3 separate regions of the Mus musculus genome follow, and regions 1 and 2 are each linked to region 3. A link is a loop called in an ENCODE intact Hi-C map of the cell type or tissue named here. Cell type or tissue: gastrocnemius. All regions are shown on one strand. Links, peaks and the distances in the headings refer to the core of each region. The heading gives the core; the rest is flanking DNA.

Region 1 (4,804 bases), core at 890-3,389, 120 kb after region 3:
CAAAACAAATGCCAGCCCTTCCCCTCCGGTGCAAGCAGGGTATTCAATCTTGCGCATACCCTACCGTGGGCATGTGCGCTAACTTGATGTTCTTCACCACGGTCCCAGAGATAGTTAAGCTCTCCCCTTCTAGAACATAGACATTTTAACTTATGTGTGTGGCTGTCCCGCCTGCAAGGATGCCTGTATACACAAACATGCTGGCCGTCTGGCCCGAAGCAAAAAGAGGGCACTGGACCTCCTGGGACTAGAGTCATAGAGATGGTGTCTGTGGGAAGCGGGGGGTGGGGGCGGGGCTGGGGCAGAGCACGGGTACCAACCTCTCATCATCCATCTCCAGGCTGGACTCGCTCTCCGAGAGCTGGCGACACAGCGCTTCCCTCCTCTCCATCTCCCTCTGGAGCTTCCGCTGTAGCCGCAGGTTCTCTTCCCTCATGTGCCGCTCCTCCTCCAAGTACTGGGCCATCTTCTCCGAGTCTGGAAAGCCAGAGCTTGCCATTAAAACCGTGCTCCAAGCAATCATTACCCCACACTGGGGTGGCCTTGGCCTACCACGGGAGACCAGGGTTTAAAATTTTGCCTAAGTTTCAAGGTTTACAGAGGGGTTACATTAACTACAATTTAGTAAACAATCTAATGGCCTGCTGGGAGAGGTGTTTCCACCCTGTTCCCTCTCGTTCACAGGACAGGGGCTCCAGGCGCATACATGACATAGCTGGAGTTGAGTTTCATTGGCTGCCTTGTCAGACTTCCTTCTCCACTGTGGGGGCTGGGAGAGAGGGAGCCCAGTTAGGGAGATAGACTGGCCCACTGGTTTCCCTCTAGACTGCCTGTCTAATCTAAACAGACCATGGGGGTTGGGGGACTTGCCACGCTCATTAGCGCATCCTCCATGCTCAGTGGAGCAACTCTCAGTCGTGTGCCAGCTTCAGCTACAGGTAACAGTCTTGTAAAAGAGAACTTTATACAGTCAACAAAACCCCTTTCCCACCTAGTGTATGTAAGCCTCGTGTGTGTGTGTGTGTGTGTGTGTGTGCATACAACCTCTGGGAACGACTTCACTCATATGGGTCTACGGATCAAACTCAGGTCCTTGGGCTTTGCGGCAAGCCTTTTTACTCACTGAGCCATCCTGCCTGCCCAGTGACTTCTGATGACCATGACACTAGTGTGCAATGCCCAGGGAGGCAAGAGGACTTCCGTTCCTTCGAGCTGAGACGACAGCGGCTAGGAATGGAAGATTCCCCTCCTGAACAGTAGTCTTAACCACTGAACCGTCTCTTCAACCTGAACCCTGTTTCAGAAATTAAAATGCTCGGATTATTAGACCCGACTACGTAGACTAAACACTACATCTCTCAGCTGTTCTGAACGCAGTCTGGAGACTCCCGCTGCCTAACCCACATGCAAAGTCTTTTTACTGAAGTGATTGGGGGTGGGGGTTATTTACCAAGCTTGATTTTCAAATGAACAGCTTAAAATCAGTCTCCCCAAGCATGTTTGTGTGCACAATTTATAACCGAGCTCAACAGAGAGCACCGGGTGGCCCTGGGCATCACGACTACTGCTCAGAGCGAGATGGCGAAGACAGAGCAAAAGTTCCCAGAGCCGAAGATTCCCAAGGCTCCAAGAACAGAAATTTAAGAGGAAGCATTGTATTTTCAGAAGAAACTGCCATTCAGGCTGGGCATGAGATACATGTCTATATTCCCAGCACCTGGGGGTGGGTTAAGGCAGGGGTGCTGAGAATTTGAAGTCAGCCTCGACAAAAATACACACCATAACAAAAAATACAAGGAGAGGGTAAGTCGTTAGCATATGGGGACTCTCAGCAGAGGAATGCTGAGACACTCAGTAACTTTGAGATAAGAATGTCACACCAGGTAGAACTACAGGGCTTCCTGTCAATTCAGCAATTTAACTCATATGCCAGCAGGGCCCCAGTGCACCCCCAGTGTCAGGACCCAAGTGTAGGACCCAAGGCCTCCCTTGGGCGCCCTCTGCTGGTACACTGTGACCTTCCTCTCTCACACAGCTCTCTGGATCTCAGAGATTACCCTCATCACCCTTATAGTCTGCTACCTCCTGAAATGTAATCAAAGGTGCCATCCGGTGAGGGTGGCACCAAATCAGCTTCAGAGTGACAAGCAGGCTGTTCCCTGTCCCCTTCCCAGGTACAGACCACATGGGGACTGAGCCCCAAGGCAGAGTGAAAGGCTCAACTCAAACTGAGAAGTCTAGAGACTTGTTCCAGTCAGGGCTGAAGGCTGAGGGGCTTAACTGCCACAGCTACAACCAAGGAGGAGCAAGCCACGTGATGCAGAGTTGGAGACCAAGGGAAGACGGGATAAACCATTAACACGGCCTCCTAAGCCAGAGACCACTTTGAGGGGTTGAATGTGCCTTTCACAGGGTCGCTGAAGACCGTCAGAAAACAGATAGTTACATGAAGATCCCTAACAGCAGCAAAATTATAGTTATGAAGTAGCAACAAAAACAATTTATTGGTTGGGGGGGTGGTCACCACAGCACGAGGAAGTGTATTAAAGGGTCACAGCATTAGGAAGGTTGAGAACCACTGCTTTAAGCCTTATGAAAACCAGCTGACCAATGCCGACAGCTTCTTTGAACCAGGCTTTTTTTGTCCTGAGGTAGGGTGGAGTGGGGGGTATCACACTAGCATTCACAGATGTCTTCAGGGAGATCTGCAGGCCTTTCAAAGACCAGGCCCTGAGTGCCAAGGGATGGGGATAAAGCGTCCTTCCCTTCCCTCAGCGCCTCCCAGCCAAGCACAAATGAGGAAGGAGAAAGGGAAGCTGGCTGGCCTGGGAAGAGGTGCAAACCAAGCTGCCTACCACTCCAGAACATTCTGAGCTAGCTCATCTGGTTTCGTGGAGCATCTAGAGGCGCTCATCTGAGACATACCTCCAGATTACTTGGACTAAAAAAAAATAAAAGAACATTTCAGAGGACTTCAGTGTAGTCCTCAAAGGACTGAGAGAACCACCCAGTGCCGCAGCTACAGGGCTACCTACAGACCCAACCGAACAAAGACAAAAGGGCTTTTGCAGGTGTGATTATGCCAGGGATCCAGGTGTGGCGAGAGAATCCTGGATTATCAGGGTGTGTGTAAGACACAAGGGTGAGTCAGAGTGTGAGGGAGAGCAGAGCAGAGAGGACATGTGAGAGCCACAGCAGAGGCACAGATGGAGCCCAATGCTGCACACAAGATGCTCTGACCTGGGTCCATTTGCACAACTGGGCCTATGCTTGCTACAGTAAAAATAAGAACACACCATACTTTTGAAGGCCTCCAGGATTGAGATTTACCATCCAAGAGAGAACTACTACCACTACCACTACCACTACCACTACCACTACCATTACCACTACTACTACTACTACTACTGAACGCACCTTCAGGGGAGACAGAAGGTAGAGGCCTGAGACCATCAGTATACATCTACTGAGTGGGCTGGCCTGCTCAGGATCTGCCCAAGGAGGCAGTTGTGCATAGAGAGACTCGTGTGCAAGCACAGCACAGTAGCTGGGGCACATCATCAGACAAAAAGGATCCTTCAGGTATGGGACACACCTACCACACCAAGCCTGCCAGAGTGACCTGGATCTCTTCACCCTACACGGTGAGAGAAGACAACCTACCCCTCCCCCCTCCTAAGTTGTTCTCTGACCAACTTGTGAGCACCAGGCCACGTGCACACGCGGTACATGAATAAATGTAGTAAGAATGTTTTGAAAAGGAATCCTCTGAAAAGACCATTTCATGTATGGAATAGTCGGTCCTTACGGAGGTCCCAAGGCAGCTGTGTCAAAAGCTTGGAGAAACAACCAACTGCAAGACAAGCTGTTTTTAACAGCATTTTCAAAGAGAAAGACGCAGAAAGGGTCATGCTTACTGTGTGGCTCTCAGTATGAAGCAATTCTGTAAGCGTGCGCGCATCTGAGAGCATACGAGGTGCGCCTGCGCAGACTGCTCACCTGGAAGTAACAGAGACAGGGAAGATCTTCCCCGGACAGTATTACCTCAAGGAAGAAACGTCTGCAGCCAAACATCAGAAGTACGGCAGACCCCTAAAAATGCAGAGAAGCCTAGACAGGCTCAAAAACCCAGAACCTTGATTTCTACAACACCTTGGCCTTTTCCAAAATCCTAAGTATGCATTTCAATAGCACCTGTTCGGCAAATACCATGTGCAAATGTCACCGGAGATTAAATTCAGCAACCAGGAAGGCAAACAGCCTTCACGGCTCTCCCTTCACAGTGCCAGAGTGCAGCGAAGCTCCTGCGTAGATTCATTAGCATCCTACAGATTAACACCATCACAAAGGCCACCCGGCCCGATGACTAGCTTTAACTGTCACTTATGATTCAGTGTAGAACTGTAACAGGCAGAAATGAAAATAGCCCGAATCTTTTATTCTCTACCAGACTACTGAAGAAGTGGACACTGTCAAAGCTGTGACCTCCCCAGGCATCTCAGCCTGGGAGAAGGAAACCTGTCTCCATGGAAGAGATTTCGAATACACAGGCTGAGACTGAAACCTGGACGAAGATGGGTCCATGGTGGGTGGGCATGGGTCCACGCCTCTAATCAGAACTGCTTGGATGTGCAAATCCTTGGCCCTTTACACAGACTTCTATCTCACTTCAGGACTGTGGAGGTTTGGTCTGTCGCTATGGATTGTACTGCCAAATCCTGAAGATCCTAGGCCCACGAGTGAATTCTCGGGTTTATAAGCTTTTGTTTGTGCAAACCTCGCTCCTTAAAACTATTGGTTAGAT
Region 2 (4,804 bases), core at 900-3,399, 280 kb after region 3:
ATGTGAGTTTCCATGCTTTGTAGATCGGCTCATGCTAAATGAAAGAAAAAATGTGATTTTCGTTTTCCTTCTGCGTTTACAAAAAAAAAATCGTGTCACTGACGTGTGGTGGAAGCAGCTGACCCACACTCCACTCTTGGTGACTATTTTTCTTCCTGCTGATCTCTGGTGAGTTTCTCAATACTGGCAGTATGACCAAGTGGTCCTGCAGAGAGGGAAACAAATGGGAGGCGGTAAGTTTAGTTTTCATTGTCTGCTTTGTATTTTATTTTATCTTTGTGGTTTTTTTGGATACGGGGTCTCATGTAGCCTAGGTTGGCCTTGAACTTGCTGTGTAACCTAGGATGACCTTGAACTCCGGATCATCCCGCCTCTGCCACAGTAACTAGGGTTTGTGGTGCTGGGGTCTAAAACCTGGGATCCCTGCACTCTAGCAAATATTTCACCAACCGAGACACAGCTTTGGCCTTTCTATATATAAAAGGAGAGCTTGCCGAGGACATCTTTGCTGTTCACCGTCCAGGGTTCAGAGACTGAGGACCCTCGGCTTGTTAATAGGGTGTTCTTGGTAAGTACCTCAGGGGACCAGGCCCTAGGGGATCCAAGAAAGCGCCCAGAAATCAGTGCTATTGGCTAGGTGATTCTGAGAGTTATCACACAATCTTCCTGAGCTTGTGGCTTTCAAGGATGAGTTGGGAGTATCCTGAAACTGGGATAATACAGGGCTCCTCAGCTACTCAAGAGCTGTTTGTCGCTCCTTGGCCTGCACCCCAAGAAGACAAGTTTTGTCCCTTGCTCTCCCTGCTTCGTAGAAGAGTCTCGCCTTCTCCTTCAAGTCCGGAAGCTGATTTCCACCTCGAGGCAGGAATGATTATAAGAACAAACAAAACAAAACAAAACACCAAACCTTTTCAGTCACAGGCAAATCTTTTCTGAAGCTCACAGAGAACCTTTAGAATCTTGCTTACCCAGGGGCAGGGACTGAAGCATCCTAGTGACCTTCAGGTTGTTTATTCAGACACGTTTTTTCCTGGATGGAGCACCCAGGTCACCCCATCCTGGGTAAACTCCCTGGAACTGCTCGCTCGTCCCCTGGTCTCCTGTTATGGGTCTGACTGTGTGTTTTTTTTTTTTTTTTTTTTTAAGGGACTGACCTCCCCGCCCCAGGTCACCAGTGACTGGAGCCAAGAACACCAAAGTACCCACTCCTCTGAGATTTCAACACTTGTGCTCCTCCAAGGACAGAAAGTGACTCACTTTCAGTAGATCCAATTACAGAGGGTGGGCAAACCCTGTCGATCAGGATTTTCACACCTTGGTTGCTGTCATTAAATCCAAATCTTCCAGGCACCAGGCTGCTTAGGTGGCTCAATCATGGTTGCCCTCTTCACTCTGGGCAAACTCGCAGCAGTTTTATCTAAACTTGCCCTTGAGTCTCCCAGTTTCCTTGGGATGTGAAATTTTAACCCACCTCTTCTATGACAAGTTTAATAAGGTCTAGTAAGTTTCTACAAACATGAGACAGGATGGGTGAACTCTCACCCATTTCTTTATATTTTCTAATAACCAAGCTAACGTCCCAAGTTAAATTTGTATTAAAAAACAAAACAAAGCCTGTCTCTTCTCAGTGTAAGCCAATATTGTCTTTCTAGACAGAGTGGATGGCTTTTACAGCTTTTTGTTTTATATATGTGTGTGTGTGTGTGTATGTGTGTATATATATATGTGTGTATATATATGTATATATATATATAAAGATTTATTTATTATTCTATGTAAGTACACTGTAGCTGTCTTCAGACACTCCAGACAAGAGCATCAGATCTCATGATCATATGGTTTTGAGCCACCATGTGGTTGCTGGGATTTGAACTTAGGACTTTCAGAAGGGCAGTCAGCGCTCTTATTCGCTGAGCCATCTCTCTAGCCCCGTTTTTACAGCTTCTTAATATTGGGTTAATTATATCCTGCCCTCTGTATGTTGCTATTTTTAAAAAGCAGTAGTCATCCTTCAAATCTTTCTTGTTCTTAGGTGGCCAGAATGTAGGTCCCAACCCCATGGGTTTAGCAATGCTAGTGTGGCAAAACATTTCCTACCGAGAACAGCATCGCACAGAGAGGACGAGGACCTTGGCTAAGCAACTTGCTAGAAAACCACCTGAGGTGAGAGCGCCCTCTGATGGACGGGATGTTGTGGACAGGCTCCACGATGACATTTCAGAAATGGAATCTGGAGCTCTGTGAGCACAGCTAACAGAAAGAACTTAAGAAACTTTAGAAGGATGCCGGGCAGTGGTGGCGCATACCTTTAATCCCAGCACTCCGGAGGCAGAGGCAGGCGGATTTCTGAGTTTGAGGCCAGCCTGGTCTACAGAGTGAGTTCCAGGGCAGCCAGGGCTACACAGAGAAACCCTGTCTCGAAAAACCAAAAAAAAAAAAAAAAAAAAAAAACAGAAACCTTGGAAGGAGGGGTGTGCCTGTGGGCTAGGCGTAGCCTTCTGAATGTAAAAAATGGGAGTGTAGAAAGAATATCACAGATACTCTGATACTGATTCATTGTCACTTTAAGAAACATGTTAAATGATACTTACAAAACACGGCTCCAGATCTAGCAAAGGCTCAGGTGCTGACCTGAGAGCCAATTTAGAGTCCCATGGAAGTACTCAGGTTTGTTTGTTTGCTTTTTGTTTTGTTCTGAGCCCAGTACACACTGGAGGATTTATCTCTCACATCTACTGGAGTCACATTCTCTCCTGGTTCTCAAACTTTATGGCTGTACAATATGACTTAATGAGCCCCAGTGTCCAGTCCACGCCACGCCCACAGGGGCCAGTGATGAAAACCAGCAACCACTCCCACGCCAACTCTCTAGTTAGTTCTAGCGTTCGATCAAGCCACAGTGCCAACGATGGGTCCTGGGAGCATGCTTCCCAAAGCTTAATGTGTACACAGACATCTGGAGGGGTTTTATAGATCAAGAGTAAATCTAGACATTCGTTTCTAAGACTTTGATGCTGCCAGTGTTTACCTCTAGCCCTACTCTGAAAATAAAGACTGCATACCTCATCAGGTATACACATGTGGTGGTTTAAATGTTTAACCCAGGGAGTGGTACTATTGGGAGGTGTGGTCTTGTTAGAAAAAGTGTGTCACTGTGCGAGTGGGCTCTGAGACCCCACTCTTAACCACATGGGAGCCAGACTTGTCTTGTTTGCCTTTGGAACAAGAGGTAGAACTCTCAGCTCCTCCTGCACAATGCCTGCCTGGGTTCTGCCATGCTCCCACTTTGATGATAATGGACTGAATCTCTGAACCTGCAAGCCAGTCCCGTCCCAATTAAATGTTGTCCTTATAAGAGTTGCCTTGGTACCAGGAGAGCCAGGGCTATACAGAGAAACCCTGTCTCGAAAAACCAAAAAAAAAAAAAAAAAAAAAAAAGAGTTGCCTTGGTCATGGTGTCTGTTCACAGCAGTAAAACCCTAACTAAGATGACACAGGATAGCAAATTATCTTTTGCTGCTCCTGAATCTGTATCTACGTAGACTTCCTTCTCTAATCAACATGTATGGAATTCCTCAAGTTCCTTTTAAATTCTGGCTCCTTGAAAGTGCAGACCCTAGACTCTAAAGAGGCAGAACCTCCTTTGTACATCACCTCTCCCCTGAGGGACTTCATGGGGTCTTGCTGTTCACACAGGAAATGCCCTGTTCTTCCCTTCACACCCCTCCCATGTCTCTTCCCCTGCTGGGTTAGTTGGACTACAGACTGTAAGTTATCACAATTTATTCCCTTAATATATAGAGACATTTCATAAGTTCTGTAACTCTAGAGAACTCTGACTAATACAGCATGTCTGTGCATGCATATATATATATATATATGCACACCACAATGTATGTATGGAGGGGACAACTTGTGGCAGTTGGTTGTGTCCTTCTACCATGTGGGTCCCAGGGATTGAACTCGGGTGTCTTAGTTACTTTTAAATTGCTGTGCTGAGACTCCACGACCAATGCAATTTATAGAAGAAAGAGTCCATTGGAGGTTTACAGTTTCAGGGGGTGAGCCCCAAACTATCAAACCAGGGAACACAGGAATAGGTAAGCTCTCAAGCAGGCAGAGAACTTATATTTCAACCCACAACCATGAGGCAGAGAAAGGGAGAGGGGGAGAGGGGGAGAGGGAGGGAGAGGGGGAGACTGAAGAGAGAGAGAGAGAGAGAGAGAGAGAGAGAGAGAGAGAGAAAGAGAGTGCTAACTTAGAATGGTGAGGGCTTTTTAAACCTCAAAGCTCACACCCCCACTGACATACTTCCTCCAATAAGGCCACACCTCCTAGTCCTTCCCAAACAGTTCAATCAACTGTGGAGCCAAGTATTCAAATATGGGCCTACAGGGCCATTCTCATTCAAACCACTACATTAGGCTTGGTGGCAAGCACAGTCACCTGTGGAGCCATCTTCCTGGCCCTATTTCTTTTTAAAAAGCAGTAATTTTCATTACAAAATGAAACTATAATCAAAAATTAAGGTTTACTTTTCCTTTAATTTTAGTTTTCGGTTTTTCTTTTCTTGTCTTTTTTTCTCTCTCCTTCCTTATTCCCTCCCTCCCTCCCTTCCACCCTCCCTCCTTCCTTCCTTCTTTCCTTTCTCTCTTTTTGGAGACTGAGTCTCATTCTTGCCTTGAATTCTGGATCTTCTTGCCTCCGTCTCCAAAGTGCTATGATTAGAGACGTGCACCAGTGCACACTTGGCTGAAAACTTAATGGCCTAATACCCATCTCACAACAGTTTTCCTCTTCAGCT
Region 3 (4,804 bases), core at 1,482-3,981:
CCCTTGGAGCCAGACCGCAGGAAAACTGACAGCCAGCCCACTCTCTCCCACTTTTGTGTGTTTAGTTCAACAGCAACCAAACTGATATCCTAGGAAGAGAACAGAGTAGAAGACGGTAAAATACAAACAAGTTATTTTCTCCCACGTGGCCTCAAAATGTCCTTGGGCTAGTTTGTTTGAAGCCAAGATCTCACCACAGAAAATGATGCTATCTTTAATATCGATTTTTCTCTCTTCCTTTTTCAATCTAGTTCAGCCCCCAGGGTACGTGAGAGTGACAGCCTTAGTGATCCCGGAGAACATGACCCATGGCCAGAAATGTCTTTGTTGCTCTGTTGTATACCATTTTTTTTAACTATTCTGTTGCAGCAGATGTCTAGTCTATCCAGATGTGGTGGATCAGTACTCAGAAGGTTGAGGCAGGAGGTTGGGATTCCAAGGTCAGCCTGGAAGACTACATAAAATAAATAAAATAAAATAAAATAAAATAAAATAAAATAAAATCCTATCTTAGAGGAAATGACAAGTTCACATTCCATACTTCAAGGGTTCAAGTTGTACCACATCAAGAGTTGTGCAGTGTTTAGCGGTCATAGATAGCACGCCCACATCCTGTTACTATCCCCTGTGGGAGTTTGAGATTTCCCCTTCAGCAGCAAGATTTTTAACCATAAATTGACCCAGGAAGGACTGGAGTGACACTGTTGTTTGTTTGTTTGTTTTGTTTTTTTAATGATCCCCAAAGGCATGTTTTTCTATTTCTTTCTTAAAATTCTCTGTCCCCCTCTGAGCCTCCCAGCTGACCATAGACACTTTCCTTAACCCTCTGGCTAAGATAGGTGTGTAGGACCTCACAGCCTTCCACATTGTGCTGTGAAGGATGTAGGGAGCATGATCGGGCCACCTCTCCATGAAAGGTCACCTCCATGTCTGTGTGTCTTAGGAGGGTGCTATTTGAAAGGGTAGCATGTGAAAACCCGGGAGATAGATGAGTATCTTTCTACATAGGGTCATGAAACAGGTCTTGGGAAAGGCTTTCTAGTATAGGTTAAGAGGACACAATTTAAAACAGATCTGCTTCTCCCCCACTCCCTGACCTGGCCACAGCCATACCTTCACCCCATCATTCAGCTTAGTACAACAGAGACCACCCAGCCTAGGTCAGATGGTTGTGAATGGTCACATGGGTGCTGGGAACCAACCCTGGGTCCTCTGAGAAGAGCGGCAAGTGGTCTTAACTGCCGGGCCATCCACCCTGCCCCATCTCCACCCGTTCCAGTGTCCTCTGTGAGGATGCCTTACTTGCCAGTGTTGAGTTCTGTGACTCACTGGCTGAGGCTGCCTCCGAGTCTGCTCCCGCACCAGGATGGGAACTTGCAAGTCCTGAGTTAGACATCTCAGCTCCCAACTTCTCTCCTGATGCCAGGACTAACAGAAGATCTTAGGTACTGTTCAGAAGCTCAATACCTTCTTCCCATAAACCTCTAGCCTCTGCCCCTCAGACATACGTACGTGTGTAGACGTATAGATGTGTAAAGCTACAGATGGTGCACAGACATCCGACCTCCTGAAGTGCCTCACGCTGACACACCCTCGCGGAGAAAGGACCAAATTCCGTCACTGGCTCCCATTGATGAACATCTCCCATAGAACCCACATAATGAGAACTTTTATGCTAAGGTTGGGATGTCAGGTAAAAGCTTAAATTGTTTCCCTACAAAATTGGACTTTAAAGGCTTTTGATGCCTTAACGGAAATGAAAAATACACTTAGGAACTCTAAGTGCTGGGGCCACCGGGTGGGAAGGACTTTGTATTTCTGAGGTACTCTATTTAGCAAGGCCTCCCAAAGCCACCGTGGCCATGGGGAAACTTCTGCTCTGGCAGCCATAAGCCTCAGTAAAAACTTGAAGCAAAGAGCAGACTCAGCTTCATGGGGTCATCTCTCCTGCAAGACCCGGCAAAGTCAGGGTCTGGGGCTGATTTTATTTCCAGTCTGAAATTGCAGGTGGCTTATGACTCAGGGGACAGGGGTGTGCAGCATACAGAAAAATCATTGAGGGAGAAGGAGGGGGCATGTGTTGCCCAGCTCTGTTGATGAAAACCACTGTTCCTGTCCCTTGTTGGAACATGATTGAGGAACCTTCTGTGTGTTCACACGTTGTCCCCATGCATAGAAGCCAGAGGAAAACTTGGGGTGTCATTACACAAGCGCCATCCATCCACCTTGTCTTCAGAGACAGGTCTCTCCTTGGCCCGGAACTCACCAAGTAAACTAGAGTGGCTGGCCAGCCAGTGGAATCGGCTTGTCTAAACCAACCCAGAGTTGGGACACCGATCCCCTGTGTGAGTTCTGTGGTTCAAACTCAGGCCCCCCAGCTGCAAGGCAAGTACTTGACTGACTGAGCCATCTCCCTAGCCCTCACACTCCTTCCTTGATACAGGGATTTCCAAGCATATAAGGCTTGGAATAAGACAATATTATTGTATTGTCAAGCATAGTAGGCTGCAACCAGCCTTATCAGACTTTATTATCTTTACATATTTGCTTATTTTTGTTGCTTGTTTGTTTTGGACTGGTCATGGCCAGAGCTAACTCCAATGGACAGACCACATACATTTAGGCTTAGGACAGGATTCTGTCTAAACGACAGAGGAGCAGCCTGGAATTTATGCTTCCTCTTTGTTCCGGCTGTAGTCACTACAGCGACTGAACTCTCCGCAGGCAGCTCGACCCCTAGGAGACGGTGCATATTCAGTAACAAATCTCATTTCCTCTCAGACTAAAGGCGATTACAAAAGCCAGCTGGTCCTTCCAGGCTGTTCTGCTAGGTGAGACCTAGATGCGGGAGGCCATTTTCGGATTTTTCACAAGTACCACAAGGTGGCGCAAGAGTACAGGGAATAACTCTTATGCATGCAGGGCTCGCCCTATGGAGAAGACCGAAGGCAAAGAAGCCCCCATCTCAGGTGGCTCGAAAAGAGGCCTGGGTAAGGCCTCAGCTCACTACGCATCTCCACCTATCCTCAGGAACCCAATGGCGCCTGTGTTCAGGAGCTCAAGGGTGCAAGTAAACTATGCCTGAGTCTTCAAGGAAGCTTTAAAGAGGGGTAAGGCTCAGCTTCCATGGCCAAGGCAGGGCTAACAGGCCAGGTAACTAATATAATTGCACCGGGAGCTGAGCCAGCTAATATGATTTTGGCACAACCTGCACACGTTAAAGGCTGGGAAGGTTGACAGAGGAGTGGGGGTGGGGCGGGAGTTGGGGGGCGGGGCACCAAATCCCCAGAAAGCTGGGAAGGGAGGGAGGGAGGGAGGGAGGGAGGGAGCGAGCCTTCCTCATAGGCCTGTGGGGAGGGGTCACCACATGTGGCCTCTCTGTGCTCTCTGGATTTTGAGATAGACTTTTAAAAAGTCAAAGTCTCTCATTAATCATCAATCTCATTAATTAGTCATATACTGATTACATGTTTAGCATTTTGTGCCTCTCAAGCAAGATGAAACAGCAAAATTAATTTCTCCTGTTTCTTTTCTTCTAAGAAAATGTCTCGCTGTATATTTGGTACATGTACCTTCTTCAGATGCTGCCATTCAATGGTGCTTGAGAAATACTGAAGTGCTTCTGGTCCACTGAGGAAAAATAGAGTCTTTAGTCCCTCGGCTCCCGTGTCCCGACTGCCTGCCTGAAGTCCTATCCAGTTAGGCTGGGGGCCTCTTGGTTCCCTGTGCCCATTCCAAGGTGCCCACAATGTCCTGGACCCCAAAGAGGTTGACATTCTTTTTATTGGGGGGGGGGGGTTCAAGACAGGGTTTCTCTGTATAGCCCTGGCTGTCCTGGAGCTCACTTTGTAGACCAGGCTGGCCTCGAACTCAGAAATCTGCCTGCCTTAACTCCCAAGTGCTGGAATTAAAGGCATGCGCCACCATGCCCTGCTGAGGTTGACATTCTTGGTGGTAGCAGCAGAGCCCTGAAGATAAATGTCAGGCTCTTGCTTGGGACGCCTTCCTTAACCTCCGAGGCTGCTGCAGAGGGAGTCGTCAGCTTTTCCTTGCTGGGATGAGATTCCTGAGAGAAATGATTTGGTAGCCTAACAGTTTCAGTGCCCTTGGCACCCTCCCTCAGACTACACAGGACACCCCTGGAGTGCACACTGCATTCTGGGACTCCACACAAAGCCCACCTCCAGTCCCAGCCTCTGCCTGGCACCTTGGACTCCTGGACTCTGCTAACCTCTCAAATTCAGAATGGCTTTCTCCAAGGAATACTGAGATGAGTGTCCTGGTCCTCGGGTTCCCCACCAGCAGCAACACCTTCAGGTTAGGCTACAGAATGCAGAAACGGTAACGAGGATCCCAAAGCTCATTTTCACACACACACACACACACACACACACACACACACACACATGAACTTTTTATCTGACAATTAAATTATAATTGAGCATCCTAGATTTTATCTGGCAAGCAACATAACATGCTGCTGTAATGTTGTAAACCAAGAGCCGCTCCGACTTCTCTCCCTGACTCCCACCTACACAATCAGCACCTTTAACATTTTCTCCTATATGAGATCCATATGCACCTGTGAAGAATATTCAAGGGGCTGGAGAGATGGCTCAGTGGTTAAGAGCACAGACTGCTCTTCCAAAGGTCCTGAGTTCAATTCCCAGCAACCACAGGGTGGCTCACAGCTGTCTACGATGGGATCCGATGCCCTCTTTTGGTGTGTCTGAGGACAGCAAGAGTATGCTCACGTACATAAAATAAATAAATAATTTTAAAGAAATATTCAAATGGTCAGAAG

What was found. Peaks named below come from ENCODE experiments on the same cell type or tissue, not always from the same donor. Only the 100,000 strongest peaks of a DNase experiment are listed, where the experiment ranks them.
Region 1: it touches region 3 in a loop (7-fold over the local background); 16 of 42 quality-filtered maps call a loop at or near these places.
Region 2: it touches region 3 in a loop (5-fold over the local background); 22 of 42 quality-filtered maps call a loop at or near these places.

The regions. Positions count from the first base shown.
Region 1 is chr10:70,170,684-70,175,487 of GRCm38, reverse strand. It overlaps Ccdc6 (coiled-coil domain containing 6), which reads right to left. Exons shown (of 9, transcript NM_001111121.1): 6 at 321-477. Among named protein-coding and RNA genes, the nearest start is that of Mrln, 32 kb to the left of the region's middle. In gastrocnemius, for the core only: a CTCF peak has its summit at 1,999 (motif pointing left); a DNase peak (open chromatin) is centred at 1,997; H3K27ac peaks cover 233 bases.
Region 2 is chr10:70,019,233-70,024,036 of GRCm38, reverse strand. It overlaps Ank3 (ankyrin 3, epithelial), which reads right to left. Exons shown (of 43, transcript NM_146005.3): 43 at 1-205. Among named protein-coding and RNA genes, the nearest start is that of Ccdc6, 75 kb to the left of the region's middle. In gastrocnemius, for the core only: a CTCF peak has its summit at 2,179 (motif pointing left); a DNase peak (open chromatin) is centred at 2,178; H3K27ac peaks cover 2,175 bases.
Region 3 is chr10:70,295,080-70,299,883 of GRCm38, reverse strand. All of the region lies in intron 2 of Gm40687 (a long non-coding RNA gene), which reads right to left. Among named protein-coding and RNA genes, the nearest start is that of Gm33704, 4.1 kb to the right of the region's middle. In gastrocnemius, for the core only: a CTCF peak has its summit at 2,874 (motif pointing right); a DNase peak (open chromatin) is centred at 2,897; H3K4me3 peaks cover 271 bases.